Regions from separate parts of the Mus musculus genome. Here region 2 is linked to region 1. A link is a loop called in an ENCODE intact Hi-C map of the cell type or tissue named here. Cell type or tissue: heart. All regions are shown on one strand. Each heading gives the region's core, and the rest is flanking DNA. Links, peaks and the distances in the headings are about the cores only. Region 1 overlaps Maml2 (mastermind like transcriptional coactivator 2). Region 2 overlaps Ccdc82 (coiled-coil domain containing 82).

What was found. A loop is a pair of places that touch in the nucleus more often than their neighbours do. Peaks named below come from ENCODE experiments on the same cell type or tissue, not always from the same donor. Only the 100,000 strongest peaks of a DNase experiment are listed, where the experiment ranks them.
Region 2: it touches region 1 in a loop (3-fold over the local background); 2 of 42 quality-filtered maps call a loop at or near these places.

Annotation. Positions count from the first base shown.
Region 1 is chr9:13,438,899-13,447,246 of GRCm38, forward strand. The region is part of intron 1 of Maml2 (mastermind like transcriptional coactivator 2); the gene reads left to right. Among named protein-coding and RNA genes, the nearest start is that of Phxr4, 12 kb to the left of the region's middle. In heart, for the core only: no CTCF peak of the experiment used is centred there; a DNase peak (open chromatin) is centred at 3,673; H3K27ac peaks cover 1,484 bases.
Region 2 is chr9:13,249,142-13,257,489 of GRCm38, forward strand. It overlaps Ccdc82 (coiled-coil domain containing 82), which reads left to right. Exons shown (of 9, transcript NM_025534.3): 2 at 118-201; 3 at 2,930-3,657; 4 at 4,085-4,289. The coding sequence starts at 2,944. Among named protein-coding and RNA genes, the nearest start is that of Ccdc82, 6.4 kb to the left of the region's middle. In heart, for the core only: no CTCF peak of the experiment used is centred there; no DNase peak of the experiment used is centred there.

The DNA of each region.
Region 1 (8,348 bases), core at 58-8,057:
AGGTAAACTTGTACATGGCAGTCCACACAAGTCATGTGTCATATAAATTGGATCTTGGAGTGATAACATTAGTATACAGGTATTCTGAAAGTCCTGAGAACATCACTCTGCCTTGGGGCTCTTGGGTTGCCTCACATTGTGCTGGGAATCAATTCTGTGACCCAGCCATTACTCCCAGAGTCCGGTCACTGGGAGGAGTTCCTAGGCAAAAGTATTATAAACCCAAGAGAAAAGGATCCTGCTGACGTGTGTACTCTTCACAGAGCCTATAGCTGGCACAACATTTTCTGATGAAATGGTGAGGTGCATGCGTTTACAGCCATCATGGATGATGATGAATGAAGGAGATGCAAATATCACTTCCAAAAGAACTCTAAGAGGCTTCAACTAAAATACTACCAATAAAACATAAAATACTTCTACCACATGAGAGGGAAGAAGAATATAATGAAAAGGTTAATTCACACAGTAAGATTTTATTTACTCCTTTTTTCTGAAATATGAAATATATGAAGTACAACTAAGTAGGTAATATGCACAAAAAAGGGGAAAAGTTCACCTGTGAGTAGAATACTGTATATACAAGGGTCAGCAAGATGGCTCAGAGAGGGGACGTGTTTCCTGTCCAGGCAGACAGCCTGAGTTCCCTCCCTAGGATCCTCATCAGAGAAGGAGAGGACTGACTTTCACAGATTGTCCTCTGATCTAATTATACACTGAATAGATAAATACATAAAATAAAATCAAAATTATAACAATTTTGTAAAAAGCCAAACAAAAGCGAGAAGAAGCCTTATGGCCAGAGACTGCACAGGTGTGTGTGTGTGTGTGTGTGTGTGTGTGTGTGTGTGTGTGTGTGTGTGTGTGGTGAGAACTTTGGGTCTTCATCGTGATTCAATGCAGTGTTCTACTTAGCTAATAATAGTGATTCAGAGATAAAGAGACACTGACTGGAATGCACAGAAGATATTCTTTGAGAAGTGACTAATACCACTCCTCAGAATTCCATCCAATCCGTGAAAGAAAATTCAGTTGGGGTTAATATTAAATATTTGCAGTTTTCTTCATACAAAACTACATCTCCATCAGATTTTAACACGTAGTGGGCAAAGGGTGTGCACGTGGTTCTGGTGACCTGGGGTGAAGCAGATCTGAGGCGCTTGCTGTCCCTGTCCCACTCCTCTGTTGGCCTAATCTGACAGTTAGTTGGCTGTCTGTGCGGGTAAACTGTGCTCATTTTCAGTCTTGTTGAAGAAACAGGACAGAAGCAGAAGGGGACTTTTGGTAGTAGTGCTAACATTGGTACTAGCAGCTTTGTCAATTGATATTTGATGAACCGAGTTCTCCCTACCATCTCTTCCAGCCACCAGGGTGCCATTTTGAGCATCAGAGTGCTAAATAGATGGTTCTCTGCTGGGTTGAAAGAGTCTCCGAAAATCCCTCAGAATTCAGTTATTGCCAGAGAGTGAGGGAAGCTGTGGATGGGTGTAAAGCAGCCAGTGTCTCCAGAGTGTCTGAATTCACCAGGAGTGCTGAAGTGACCACATACCCTGTGTTAGGACAAAATGGCTGCCACCTGTCAGGGAAGGGTGACCCCAGGGGAGTCAGTGGCCATTCTTTGTCAAAGGAGGGAAGGTGAACTGCTCCCAAGTATCAGGAAAGTGGGAGGAGTCAGAGGTCTTAATTTTGCCTGATTCTAATTATTAATTTAATTAGAATCTGTGGTCTGATTCTTTCCCAACATTTTAAGTACTTTTATATGTGAAAATAAAACCTAGATATTTGCTTATAAAAATGCTTGGAAGTAAACAAAAAATGGAGGCTGAGGAGATTTGAATATGTGCTGTTGTATTCCTAGTTATAGGAATATGTCAGAATATTAGAATGTTCTAATGTCCTAGGCACAGGATGTTGGACATAGGGAAGAAATACAAGATGCCAAATAAAACACACTCTGCCAAAAGCCACCATGCACACCTCTCCATTCCACCTGCGTTTCTTCTACACAAATTTCCTCACAACCATCCCAAGCTGGTTACATCTATTAACTACTATGAGCTTAACTAAATACCCAGAGGTGTCTGAGGACTGTCGATACATCACAGTGTACACTTAAGACTGATGCTTATAGAAACACTAGGGAGTCCGCTGACAAGGGCGGCAGGATACATGAATTAGAACTGTGAGCACTGCGTTTCAAATCTGTGAACAAAGTCATCTGTCATTTACTCTCTGCTGAGGTCGTTGCGATTCCATAGACCCTCAAGATGAGCCTGTGAATAGAAGGGTACTCCACAGTACTCAAGTCTCTGTATCCTCTTTGATTTTTGCCTGCTGGCTAATTATATAATAGTGTACTTGTGCTTGAAGGCTAACAGAGTAGGAGCTAAATAATGGCACCTCTACTACTTCAGCCCTGTACAGAGTTAACGGGTTGAGAAAAAAGTTATCTCCACAGAGCACTGTTGTTCTAAGCTCTGGTCTTAGAAAGCCAGGTTTTAGATGCATGATCTGGCCTCTCCCAGTGTTTCCTATCATTCTGCTTTTTGAGATTGAAGGACTAAAACAGAATTCTGGTCACAGACATGCTTAGTAAAGGGATCAGACCCCAACTTTATCATAGCCATTTTCCTACCAACATCTCTCCAACTTTGCATACCCTGCCACATCCATGAAGTTAGAATAAACACAAATTACTTGTTTTAAATCATGTGCTGAAAATTTAGTCTACTGGCTTGGTGTTTTAGCAGAGAGTGTGTATTTTCTTTTAAGTTTTATTGACTTTGTGTTTAGGTATCACTGTGATAAAATTATATTTACTTGTAGATACAGAATTTTAAAATACCTTTGAGGTTTTGCCAAAACTTTATTCCATTCGTGCTGGTGTCCAGTGCGAAACTGGGCTAACAGAGTTGTGAGCAGTGGTGCACCATTGAACCATTGCACCATTGCATGCTGGGTTTCTGTTATGGAACCAGCTGGGGCGTGTGTGGTGTACTTTCTACCTTGTTCTAGATGGTAGCCAAACAGAACAGAATTCTGGTCCTGGTAAAAGATATTTTAGGTCTAGAGAGGTAGCTCAGTGGGTAACAGTGCTCACAAGCATGAGGACCAGAGTTGACATAAAACCCACACGTGGGAAACAGTGACAGTCTAATGCCAAGAGCCAGCTAGCCTCCAGCGTAATCAAAATAGACAGCTCCCGAGTCATTGAGATACCCCGCTTCAAGTGGAAAGGCAGAGGGTGGTAGGCAGAGCAGAATGCCCAATGTCCTCTTCTGGCCACAGTGGGCACACATGGGCATGCACACCTGTACACACAAGCACACAATCAGTCACATGCACACACAGGAACACACAGGAACATACACACACACTCATGTGCACACTCATTCACTGCACATTTACTCTGAGATTTCAATTCCTTTGTTTTTATTTTCCTTTGTGCCATGAAGTAGTTCCATATTGAATAAGGATAGAATATTTCCTGTGGCTTTTCAGGTGGTTTCCCAGATTTGTCACTCAGATTTATAATGTCTAGTGTAAATATTTCACCAGCGTAGAAAGATATGCAACTCTGGTCAGCTTCAGCGCTCCAGGGTTCAGTGTCTCCAGTGACTCGGTGACTCAGCTGATAAGCCCTTCCTTCCGCACACTCTGGGAGAGGCACTGAGGCTTGGTTTCCCTCCGCAGTTTAGCCATTGGCACTCCTCACACAGAGTCAAAATCCCAGAACTACGGAGAAGAGCATGCTGATGCGAAGACCATTGAAAGAGGGCACAGACACTAGGTTCTCCCACTCGAAGGTAGACGAGGAGTTATGGCTCTGTTTTGTACTTAATTACTCTAAAATCATCTTACATCGGGTCGCCCGTCAGGACCCTCACAGTTTGATACTGGAAGTCATTCCACACGAGACATGGGGCGCATGTCTGTAACCCCAGCACTGGGAAGCAGACGCATGGAGATAGGATATTTTAGGCCAGCCTGAGCTAGCTATGAGACCCCAGTTCAATCACAAGCACATTCACAGTATATTGGGGGGAAAATTATCTTAATAAAAAGGAGACAAGATAAAAATCAAAGTAGATATTTCTATGATGTGTTTATATGACATTAACTTTTCTTAGCTTTTTTTTTTTTTTTTAAAAATCTGGATTGCCTTGTCAAAGAACCACTAGAAAGACTGTGGCCACTGGTGAGGCATAAAATTTGAGTTTTTGCTTCAAAAATTAATTAATCCACCCAAGGAGCAAAGCATAAACAGGCATTCACATAATCTCTACTCTTACATCCTCCACAGGGGTTTCAGGAGATTAATTTTCCCAAAAGGGCCTCTCAAGTTGATATCAGCTTCTCTTTGGGATATGTGTATGTGTATGTGTATGTGTATGTGTATGTGTATGTGTATGTGTATGTGTATGTGTGTGTGTGTGTGTATGTATGTGTGTGTGTGTGTGTGTGTGTGTATGTGTGTATGTGTTTGTGTATGTGTATGTGTATGTGTGTGTATGTATGTGTATGTGTGTGTGTGTGTGTTTATGTGTGTGTGTGTATGTGTGTGTGTGTATATGTATGTGTATGTGTATGTGTATGTGTATGTGTATGTGTATGTGTATGTGTATGTGTATGTGTATGTGTATGTGTATGTGTATTCTGGCTTTGGTCCTTTGTTACAAAGAAGGTTAGCAGATGTTGTTAATCAAATGCATTTAAGAGAGCTGTGGCTTTTCACTTCCTCCCGTGATGTAACACTCTTACAATAGCAGGTTGACTGAGGCCTTTCTAGGAAACTATCTGATGACAATACCCTCTGCTGTTGGAAGCTCTGTTAGTGTCTTTCTGCTGAGCTGGTAAGTGTTGGCTGCTGAGCTCTTTGTACACTTCCTGTGGAGTATTCTCATCACTGGAACACATGAAACATAGACTGACTCAGGGAAAGGTTAGACTTGGAAACTGAGGCAAAACAAAAGCTAGTTTTCTTTATTTCCTCATATACATTTTTTTCAGCACCAGGACTTATATGTACTTATTTTGTACACATTGAGAAGTCATAGTAATTGATTCAATAAACAGTAATACTAACTCATCTGTAACAAGCCTGTAACAGGAAGTGATGAAATCAGAGAGGGCCAGTAAGAACAGATATGTCTGTAAACACCATAATGGTACATGCTCATCTTAAAGAGTAATAAAAAAATTAAAAGAATTCTCAAAAAGAAAAAAAAAGATAGCTACCAAATACCTGCAGTTTGCCAGATTTCAGGCTCATTTTACACAATGAGAATACCTTCTTCCCTTGGTGGGACTCAAAGTCCCAGTAAAGAATAAACACACAAAAAATATTTGTGACATACATTTTTGCTATTTATTATGTATGTGTGTGTGCACGTGTGTGTGTACATGCATGTGTGCCTGTGTGTGTGTGTGTGTGTGTGTGTGTGTATGTGTGTGGTGTGTGTATTGTGTGTGTGTATGTGCCTGTGTGTGTGTGTGTATGTGCCTCTGTGTGTGTGTGTATGTGTGTGTGTATGTGTTTGTGTATGTGTGTATGTGTGTGTATGTATGTGTATGTGTGTGTGTGTGTATGTGCCTGTGTGTGTGTGTGTGTGTGTGTGTGTGTGTGTATGTGTGTGTGTGAACTTATCCTAGCATCTCAATGATGTTAAGTACACACTTGATTCTGAGGTTTACCCCTAACGTTGAGATTGATGAAGGAAGAATATTCATGGAGATTTTTTAAGGCAACGTGAAGATGTTGTTCTTTTATTATTTCCATAACCATGAATGTTAATATTCATAAAAATATACACTGCTTTCCTACCAGGTTTCTGGCTGTATATAGGAGGAGCTCAGAGCCTATTTGTAAATGCAACTGACTGGGGAATGCCCTAGGTGCTTCTGCTTTATTTATTTTTATCATGCATGTGTGCATCAGTGTACCACAGCATGCATGTCAGAGGACAACCTCTGTATCTGTCTGTGTTAGTCTGTATCTTCCACCTTATTTGAAGAGTCTCCCATCAATCACCTCTGCCTACACATGGCCAGCTCTCAAAAGCCCCTGGGCATTGTACTTTTGCTTGGTGGAAGAGTGCTAGGATTGCAGATGAGCTATTGCACCCAGCTTTTCATGAGTTCCGAGAGCCCAACAGGCAGGTTGTCACACCTACATGGTAAGTGCTTTACCCACAGAGCTGTCTCCTCAGATCCTCATGGCCACATTGCAAGATCGGAATGCTGTTAACTCTCAGAATCCAGAAGAACCCTTGCAGTTATTAAGAAGAAGGTTCATGATTAGGCTAGTTTTAAGAGTAAGACGTTGCTCCTATGTGAGGTGAGATCACGGAAAGAGATGGACCAATAGGAAGGAAGTAGACCAAAGGATGGTAAGGACTATGTGGCATACAGTGAATCAGCAAGTGAGATGTGCAAGTGGAGGCATCCACTGAAAACAAACAGCCTTAGAACTCTAAAGGACTCATATTCAGGGAAAATGATTTAAAAGTTACTCATGCTGGCATGGTGATTCACAGAAGGATTGCCATGAGTTTGAGACCAGCCTGGGTTATGCAGTGAATACCAAGTGAGACAGGACTATAGGGCAAGACCTGTCTCTAAATAAATAAATAAATAAAACCCAAAACCTTTGAAACTTAAGAATTAGAGCCACATATATGCCTTTTAAAATGACATTGGTGGAGATATAAAATGAAAACTTGCACCACATTATGAAATGGTTACATTTGGAGCATACAGGCAGAGAAATGGTTTTCCTTTGACCCATGGTCAAAAAGTGAAAGTCACATTAAAAATGTGTCATTATGTGCACTCAGATGCTACAGGGAGATGTGAGAAAGTGAGTCTTAAAGGGCAATGTGAGGAGGATCCCCGTGCATCCCACATGTGAACATTGAGACATGGCTCTCTTAATGTTGTTATCCATGGTTCTGCAGCCCAAAGTCCACAGGTTGAGTATGCCTGGGAGAGGGAAAACCAGGTAATTCCAGGAAAACTTTGAGGGTAGAAGGCACTTATGGTCCCATGGAAGACACAGGAACAGAGGCAGACTTTGAAGAAAATGCTCAATGGCTTTAATGCCACCTGAAGCTAGCTAAAGATCATAATAGTTTTCCTTTAGATTACAATGACACGTTAGTTTTTCAGATAGAAATGAATAAGCAACTGCAGAGGAAAGAAGAACTTGGGGTGTAAAAGAAGCAGGACTAAATTGAGGTGCATTTGGTTCCATCAGGAACGGTGGGGTCGCACACTTCTGAAACCAGCAGGATGCTGGAAGTTGAAGGGCAGATGTTGGTGGCCCCTGTGCTTCCCAGGGCCATGCTTCTCCAGTTCTGGAGCACAGTGGCCAGGACCACAGTTCCCACACTTTTAGACATCTCTAGAAGAAAGCTCAAGCTCCATAATGTCCAGGTTTTCAAGAGCAAACAGAGACATTTGCTGGTGTACTCTCTTTTAACCACACACTGTAACTACACACTGTAACCACAGGTAGAAACTGTGACACACTGTAACCACACATAGACACTGTGACACACTCTAACCACACTGTGACACACTCTAACCACTGTGACACACTGTAACCACACTGTGACACTGTGATCACTGTGACACACTGTAACCACGCTGTGACACTGTGATCAACAGCACCTCACAGCTTCTTGATTACTCTTCCTAGCATCCATGGCAAGTGCTCTCTCTCTCTCTCTCTCTCTCTCTCTCTCTCTCTCTCTCTCTCTCTCTCTCTCTCTCTCTCTCTCTCGTATACACACACACGCACACACACACACACACACACACACACACACACACACACACACACACACATACACAGAGACTACGTAGAGAACTGCTGCACTCACACAGCCAAGGGGAGAGTCTGGAATGAGCTCCTTTCCTTGAGGTCTTGTTAATAAAGTGATGTGAGATCCAAACAGACAAGGGGACTATGGTCAGACTTGGATAGAAGGGCTGATATAGAGGCTAACAAGTCTGCAGTGGGCAGAGAGAAAGGAAAGGGAGAGAAGGGGCAAAGGAACTGAGAGAGCAGGAGAGGACAGGCACCCCACACCACGACAGTCACCATTTTTTTAGTTTACAGCATCGTTAGCTTTGAGTTTTATCTGATCTAAAGTTAAAGTTTGTGGGTTGCACAATCCTTTGTTTGCCCCCTGTTGATGGATTGGTTCCTGCTTTCCTGAGTTTTTAATGGAAACAATTATATCATATAAGAAACTATCTCGCTTGTTTCTAGTCCCTGGCATCATATATGGAAAAATGCAGCCATCATCAAATTGTCTGCCACAGTGTGGCCTTTAAAGGAGAAT
Region 2 (8,348 bases), core at 308-8,307, 190 kb before region 1:
TTGTTAGTGCTCACCATTTTGATGATTATTTTCCAAAACTAAAATTTAGCATGAATAAGAAATAAAATACTACTTCAACGTGTTAATTTTTACTACCTGTACACATGATGTTACCAGCAGTCATTGTATAGCCCTGGACAGCGAATCAGGAGACCTGGTTTCTAATCCCTGCTCTGACACTAACAAGCTTTGTGATATTTGGTAAGTCATTTAAACTATATGTCATTGTCTTTAATATTTACATATGAAGATAAATACTATATTCTTTGTCAGGGTTTAAAAGTAAATATGAAAGTATACTGATCAATTTTAAGTATAAGTTATTTCTTTTATGCCATCATTATGTATAGTCATATGTCTTCTTAATAGAAGGATAGTCTTAATCATTTCTAATGTTGTTCTAGGAAATACCCAGTAAAATAAATGTGCTTTGAGCATGTTCTAGTTTTATAAGAGCAATCTCATGTATGTGAATTTGTTTTGTGTACTAAAATAAAATCATCTTTCACTAAATCATCTATCAATATTTCTTACTGTCCATATTTACTTTTATGTATCTAATGAAACACTATTTGTATTTTTATTGAAGTGTTTTTATTATTTCTCCCAATTCAAACAAGTTTCCTAGAAAGCCATGATTGTGTACTGCACATGTACAAAATTGGCTTATGGAAAATTATATGTTCTTACAAATATTTTTTTTACTCTATGACTTCCAAACATAAGCTGTCTACTTATTCTGGTGTTTAACAAAAGAAAAATTGTTTGAAACTGTTGAAATTAGGTGGAAATATTGGAAAGCAGTGAGGTGTACAAAAAGCATGCTTTGAAGAATGCTAGATTTATGGGTGTTTATAAGATAATTTTCATTATTTACTTTTATTGTTTTTATCTTTTTGGCTTTATAACCAAGTATAACTCAAATAGATTATAGATTATAACCAACTATAATTCAAATAGGCCATTTGGTTTACTAATTGGTATGCATTACTTATTATTTCTATTACATTAATTATATCCTGTAGCAGATACTATCACAAACTTACATTTCAGCCTATGCTATACAGATCATCTTTAGTGTATAATCTTATAATTTCTGTTGTTCTGATTTTATATGAGAAGTTACCATTATATGGAGATATATTACCTTATAACCATATCAGGATTAGTACAATTAAATGATTGATACATTCTTTCCTTTTCCAAGTAATAATTTTGGAACACTGTAAACTTGGTCCAGCAATGCCAGCATTGCTTAAAATTATTTTGGCTATGTAGCTTTGATACTACCCTCATAGTTAGTTACACATTTTAAAAATATTTTTCAATGACAGTTAATCTTTATTTTATAAACATTTCTCTTTCTCTAAGCTTCTAACAGTCCCTTAGAAGTGAAACAAATTAAGTGGATGTTTGAAGCTAATGTTTGTAATAAAAAACATGAGCAGTATGATTATTTCTACAGTCTTGGATTATTTTTGCTTTAAGGTTCTACTATTGTTTTATCCTTTGATGATATTATGAGTAATGGGAAGACAAGAAATATGGGCTATTGTAGAATAATATCATAATAATTTCCATAAGCTCTTATACATGTATAATGAGGTCATATTGCTTTGTGATTCTCTTCCTTTGCAACCACAAAAGTATATATATGTTATTAAATTTCTAGTTATCTTACCTGTCAGTAGTTTAATACATGCTTGTGATAAATTTAGTGAAATATATTTTATAAATTCATGAGCTGATAGCTTTTTTCTTCCTTATACAATGTTCTGCTTTACCATGAAACTTTTCTTACCATTTTCATTTGACTATGTTATTGTATTTTTAGTAAATTTCGTTGGATTATTCTGTACATTTTACGTGTAGTATAACTCCATTTACACTTCGCTAAGGAATATAGCTGCAACAGTCTTATCAGATAGATTATCTCTCAGCATTGCATTGTCATCTCTTTTATATCCATTATTGTAACTTTGTTCATGTAACTTGTGGCTTCATGTGATTTCTGTTCCAAATTAAATCCTTCTTTGCCTGAGGACAAATCATGTTTTAATTCCATGTATTTGTGTGTTGGACACATATATGCAACATATGTGGGTTTGCTCACCAATGCAGGTATTTGACCAAACTAGAGATAGATGTAGTGATATCTTACTCAGTTGTTTCTTGGCATTATTTTTTGAAACAACACTTCTCACTAAATCTAGAACTTGCCATTTCAGTTGGACTGATAGGGCAAGGAACCACCTGTTAAGATTCACCCGTCTCTGTCCCCTTCTGGGCTTTGTGTGCACTGCCACACCCAGTTTTCATGTGTGTGATAGGGATCTTAACCCAGGTCCTCATGCTTTCAGGGCAAACAAGTTTACCCAGTAAGCCACCTCCAAGCCATATCTTTGTAATTTCATGGTTTTCTGTTCTTGTCTCATTGCTCCTGTCGGAAGCTGTCTAACCCTTTTCAGTGATACTTATTAACTAAGTATAGCATGTTCATTATCAGCACCAGTTTTGTGTGCACCACACTAACTTGTCTGAAATTATTTTGGTGAACTAATTGCCTTACTAATCTTTCTATATCTTGACATTTCTATCACATTTATTTTTATTATTAACACTGACTACTTCAATTTTTCTTAATTATGTTTGCATCCTTAAGTTTAATTCAGTTTTCTAAAGGATACAAGAACATGATTTTTCCTCTGTATTCTTTTCAGCACAACATAATTAAGAATAAGTGTTCATAAAAATAATAGTTGTTCAATTAATTATTTTAATATTAACTGTTCTGTGATTTTTTAACTCCAGTATTTCATGTGATTCATGCCTTTGTGAACTATTTAATGAATTCAAATTAATGTGTACCTTGTTTTCATTGCTGTAATCTGGTTGTCACGGTTATGTTCCTAATAACTTTCTTTTATAGAAGCTTAAGTGAAAATGGTACATGTTAGAAGACACGAAACAAGAAAAAATTCTAAAACCCAAAAACCTGAACAAAAATCTCGAGTTGATTGGCATCGGACTAAAAGAAGCATCTCACAGTTATTTGATAGTGATGAAGAGCTAGATAGTAATGAGGAACTTGACAGCGATGAAGAGCATGATAGTGGGGAAAGTATTGACAGTGATGAAGAGCTTGATATTAGCAAGAAGTCTGATATTAATGAACTACCAGAAAAGGAAACAGAGCTTAAATTAATCAAAGTTGAAAGTCAGGGAAGCAACAGTAAACATCTTACAAACACCAGCAATAGTTCAGCAGATGAAGAACAACTGAAGGAAACCAAACATAATGACTTACCAGATGATGAAGCTCACCCTGGTCAAGCAGAGAATCATCACAACAGACACACTGGGCAAATCCTAGAGGAAGATATGGAAGATGAATACATCAAGCCAGGAAAAAGAAAAAGGCTGTCCTCTGTGATGTATGACAGTGATGAGAGCGATGACAGTGATATCCTAATTAGAAAAGCAAGTGCTAAACACCCACGCAGGGTGGTCGAGGATGAATGTTCTTCATTGGAAATGGAGCAAGAAACTCCTGAGAAGTCATCAGCTGCTCGAAAGCGAGAATACCACCAGAAGCTACAGGAGCTTTCTGAGAGATCACGCCAGAGACGGAGGCGCAATAGTGGTAGAAATTTTGAGGTGTGTTTTATTTTGTTTGGTTTATTATTGTTGAATTTTTACTTGAAAGTAGATTCTATAAACATTAAAGTACTGACTCTATTCTATTTTCAATAAGGCTAGAGCTTTAAAATAAGCATTTCTAAATGTCATAATGTACTATTGTATTTAATAATAACATTTTATTGTTTGCCCCACTTTCCTTTAAAAATATATCAAAACTGTTTGTTGTTCTGTATGATCTTTCCCAATCATAATTGCTCATATTCTTAATTCATTTTAAACATTTTACCAAACATAACCAAAATTTATAGTTCCTCGGTTTTAAAAGTTCAGTAGTTAGCTTTAAAATGTGTAAAAGTTTTAGGCTTTCAGATTTAATTTTAAAGCCATGCTGGCTGTTTTAAAGGCACGATGTTTACTGAAGCATTTCCTCTCATTTAATTAGGACTCTGAAAAGGACTCTTGTTCAGGCACTGGTGAGGAGGATGAAGATGAGGACGAGGATGATTACAGATATGATGAAGATGGGGATGATTACATGATTGATGATTTTGTAGTGCGAAATGAGGAAGGCGATGACGAGAATAGCAATCAACAAGGAGAAAATCTGACTACATCACAACTGAAATTAGTAAAACAGAATTCTCTTTGTAAGTTAAATATGAAGCAAGGTTTCTGCCTTGTTCAAATCATTATATAATGCATCAAAGCTTACTAATATCATCTTCTAAAACATTTGGTTAGGAATTATGGTTTTTATGTTTGAGTATTTTAAATTTGACAATAAAAGTTTATTCCAGTGATTTAAGGAATTCATTTCCCTTTTATACTAATGATCCCCCAGGAAACAAGCATTTTTATCAGGCTAACTTTATCAGTATTTACCACTGTAAATACAATTTAAAACACATTTATTAATTAGAAAACACACTATATTTTATGGTAACATTTTATGGCAAATAACTGTTTTCCAAAAAAGGAGGCTGGCATTCTTTTACATACTTTGAAATAGTTTTGAATATATGTTTTAAATTATATATATGTATGTATACCTGTGTGAGTTTATCCACACTATATGCATGCAAACAGGTGCTCGCAGAAGCACCTGGAACTGGAATTAAAGCCAGTTGTAAGCCTGCTGATGTGGGTATTGGGAACCTGACCCTGTCCTCTGGAAGAGCAGTAAGCGCTGTGAACCACATAGCCACCTCTCCTGCCCTTCTAGTTATCTTTAATGTTGATCTTACTGGAAGGCAGCTGAATTCTTGTATCTGAACAGCTTTCAGTCTGTCCTAATGTGCTGTTTTGTTGAAGTACATGAAACAGTTTTGCCTCATACTAACATGCAGCTGGAAAAGGGAAGAACATCTTTATATTGTTTCCATAATAATTGATATTCTTATCAGATAATGTTAATACACAAAAATTTGGCCAATGATAATTTCCTGAAAGTTAGTTGTACTATGGAAGCTGAAACCATATAAAAGAACTTTTAACACTCATAGTACAAACCATTGGCAATCTTGCATTTTATAGGCTATTTTACCCATGTATGATTTTATTACAGGACATTGGTCATTTGGAAAATACTGGTTTGCTGATATTCTGTATTTTCACATGTATATGTTTAGTTTACATCTGTTAACATTTTAATTGCATCAAAATATCCTCATAATATTGAGAAGCTACCATATGCAGTTACTACATATCTGTTTTTCGGAACTATGATTTCTACTTAAACACTTGGCTTTATTTATTGGCAACCAACACAGTAAATTATAATTAAAGTTTTGACAGGATTGCTTGTTCCTTCTTGAGAAGACATTTGACAAATATTACTGAATATCCAACTTATCATTGTTCTTTGAAGAAGTTGTTTCATGACAGATGGAGCTTTACTCCTGTTATAACAGTTGCATGGATGAGTTTTCCTCAGAACTTCCAGTCTGTTTTGTTATGCAGTATAAGTTTTTCCTACATAGTACTAAAGGACGTGCATATTAAAGATTAATGAAAGTGATCAGTTTTACTGTTTCATCAAGGGTATTCCTAGGCAATTGGATAATTTTTATCACCAGAGCCTCACTGTGGTGACTGACATCATAGTTAGTTGTTTGGTGCTAGTGCTCTGCTTTTTGTGAGGGGCAGCTGTTTTGTCAGTTGTACAGTGAAAATATCAGAAAAATATGGTATTTTAATATTGATAACTGTGGATCTTGCTGGTATCTTTAAATAGACATTAGACAGCGCACTTACTTTAAAATTACTGTTTTTTTAAAAATCAGGGATTTAAATCTTCACACAATAAAGACTACCAAAAATAGAAAAATTTCTCTCTCTCTCTCTCTCTCTCTCTCTCTCTCTCTCTCTCTCCCTCTCTCTCTCTCTCTCCCCTATCTAGTCTCCCCCTCTCTTTCCCTCTCTCTGTCTCTCTTTACCTTACCCCCCCGTGTGTATATGTGTGTGTAATTAATAAAATTATAAATAAAAGAATTTGAAAAGTTGGGGGACATTTAAATATGCATATCACCAATTGGATCCATATAATTGTATATAAGTTCAAAGATTTTTTTCATGAAGTTTTATAGTTCACAGAAACAGGTTGATATATTAAAGAATAGAGTCTTCCTAAATAATTATTTTAAGAAGTATAACATTTTGTATAACAAAATTAAGTATGAGTTTAACTTATATCCCACAACTTTTAATGAAACAGTAGGCAGAAATATGATTCCTACTTTAGGAAACTTGACAAATTAAGGAAGAAAGCAAGGCATTTCCAAGTTAATCTTTAACTTTCTTGAATCAACAGGTACAGGTTCATTTGCCACTTAGGTATTTACATCATAAGAACACTCAATTAGGAGATATACTATCATTATAGATTCTTTATAGAGACTGCATTAAATAAGCACAAGACTAGTATATGTAAACTACTTCTAATTCCTTCTCTACCTACTCCTTTCTGCTTGCTGTATTTTAATGGAAGTTTGGGAATTAGAGAAATTTTGAATGAAAATTAGAACTGTCATGTCCTCACTCACCTCTTACACTGGTTTGATACCTTTGTTACAAATGATGATACAATTGATGATACTGTCTTGATACATTAAACTTATTCATAGTTCCCATTCGAGCCCTCTTTTGGCTTGTACCTCTGTGGATTTTGACTACTGTCTAATGACAGATACCTACCATAATGATTTCAGTGTCCTAAAATGTTCTTTATCTGTTATAGTTTATGGTAGGCTTTCTGAAGACTTGTGTATGTGACTACTTGAACAATGGTTGTGGCACTGTTTGGGGGGGGGTGCTGTGAAACTTTAGGTGGTAGGACATAGCTGGAAGAAGCAAGTTTCTAGGGAGTAGGTTATAGCTCAGGAGTTATAGCTCAAACTCTGCTTATGGCTCTCGCTGTTGTCATTTTCCCTTCACTGTGATATAATCAGCCTCATGCCTCTGCCTACATAGCTGCAAGCTGTTCTTGCTGTCGTGAACTATACTCTGAAACAATAAACCAAAATAAATTCTTCCTTCCTTAGGTTACTTCTTGTTAAGTGTTTAATTACAGCAATTTGTCAAGTAGTAAATGTGCATTCCCATCTTTTCCTAGAGCCATAGGAAACCACTTATTTGGGTTTGTTGCCATAGTTTTTAACATTTCCAGTATGTCACAGAATTATTAAGAACACCACAGCGTGTAAGTTTTCCTATTGGTTTCTTCACCCAACTGTGCATCTTCAGTTTTTTTCCCATGGCTAAACAGGTGCCATAACTCATTTATTTTCATTGCTAAGTAAAAATGCATTGTATGGATTTGCCACAGTTTATGCACTCATCTGTTGAAAAACATCTTGCTTCTTTCCATGTTTTGGTAATTATAAATAAAACTAATATCTACACGTGTGTTCAGAATTTTCTGTGGACAGAAGACTGTATCACACTTGAATAAATTCCAGAGAGTACTGGCTTTACTTTTAATATTAAATATCTCAGCCTCAGGGGTTTGTGTTTCATATTCCATGCAAACTATTTTATTTTGTGTGTTCTGTACTTGCAGTAGTCTCATTCAACAGGCTGTGTTTTCCTCAACTGATAACAGTATTCTTGTTCTTCCTTTCTTGAGTTGACATGTTCTATTCTCTTTTTACTTGTTTCCTGTATGATTACAGAGTAATAAACAGTGACACTGGATAACCTCTGCTTACCAGCATACTCTTCAGTCCTTATGTTAACCCTGCATTGTTTTGCTGCGATTGGCCACTATCACTCCTGAATGTTCCTCCTCTTCTGTAGCTTCTGTATTACCACTGTCCCCTGCCTTTCCTTTGGATTATGACACTAATCTTTCCCAATTTTGCCATTCATCTTTTGTATATCCCAGGACTTCATCAACTGCCTTCATTTTGCTTGTACTTAGAGCAGTTTGCCACTACTTTAGCCTAGTATATAAGCAAAAACTCCCTAATATTTAGCTTCAGGCAAGATTTCTCCTGAGTATAATGTCCACATTTTCATCAACTTGTTGAGTATGTTTATATGATTATCTCTTAGACGTCTTGAGCTCAATAGGTAGAACACTAAGTAAGATATAGTGTAAGAGTTGGAGAAGTACATCAACTCTTGTCAGGGTGGCTAGATCATTTCATACATTTATCAGGACTGGACATAAAAAAGATTTTTTTTGGCAAGTAAAAAAAAGACCAGTG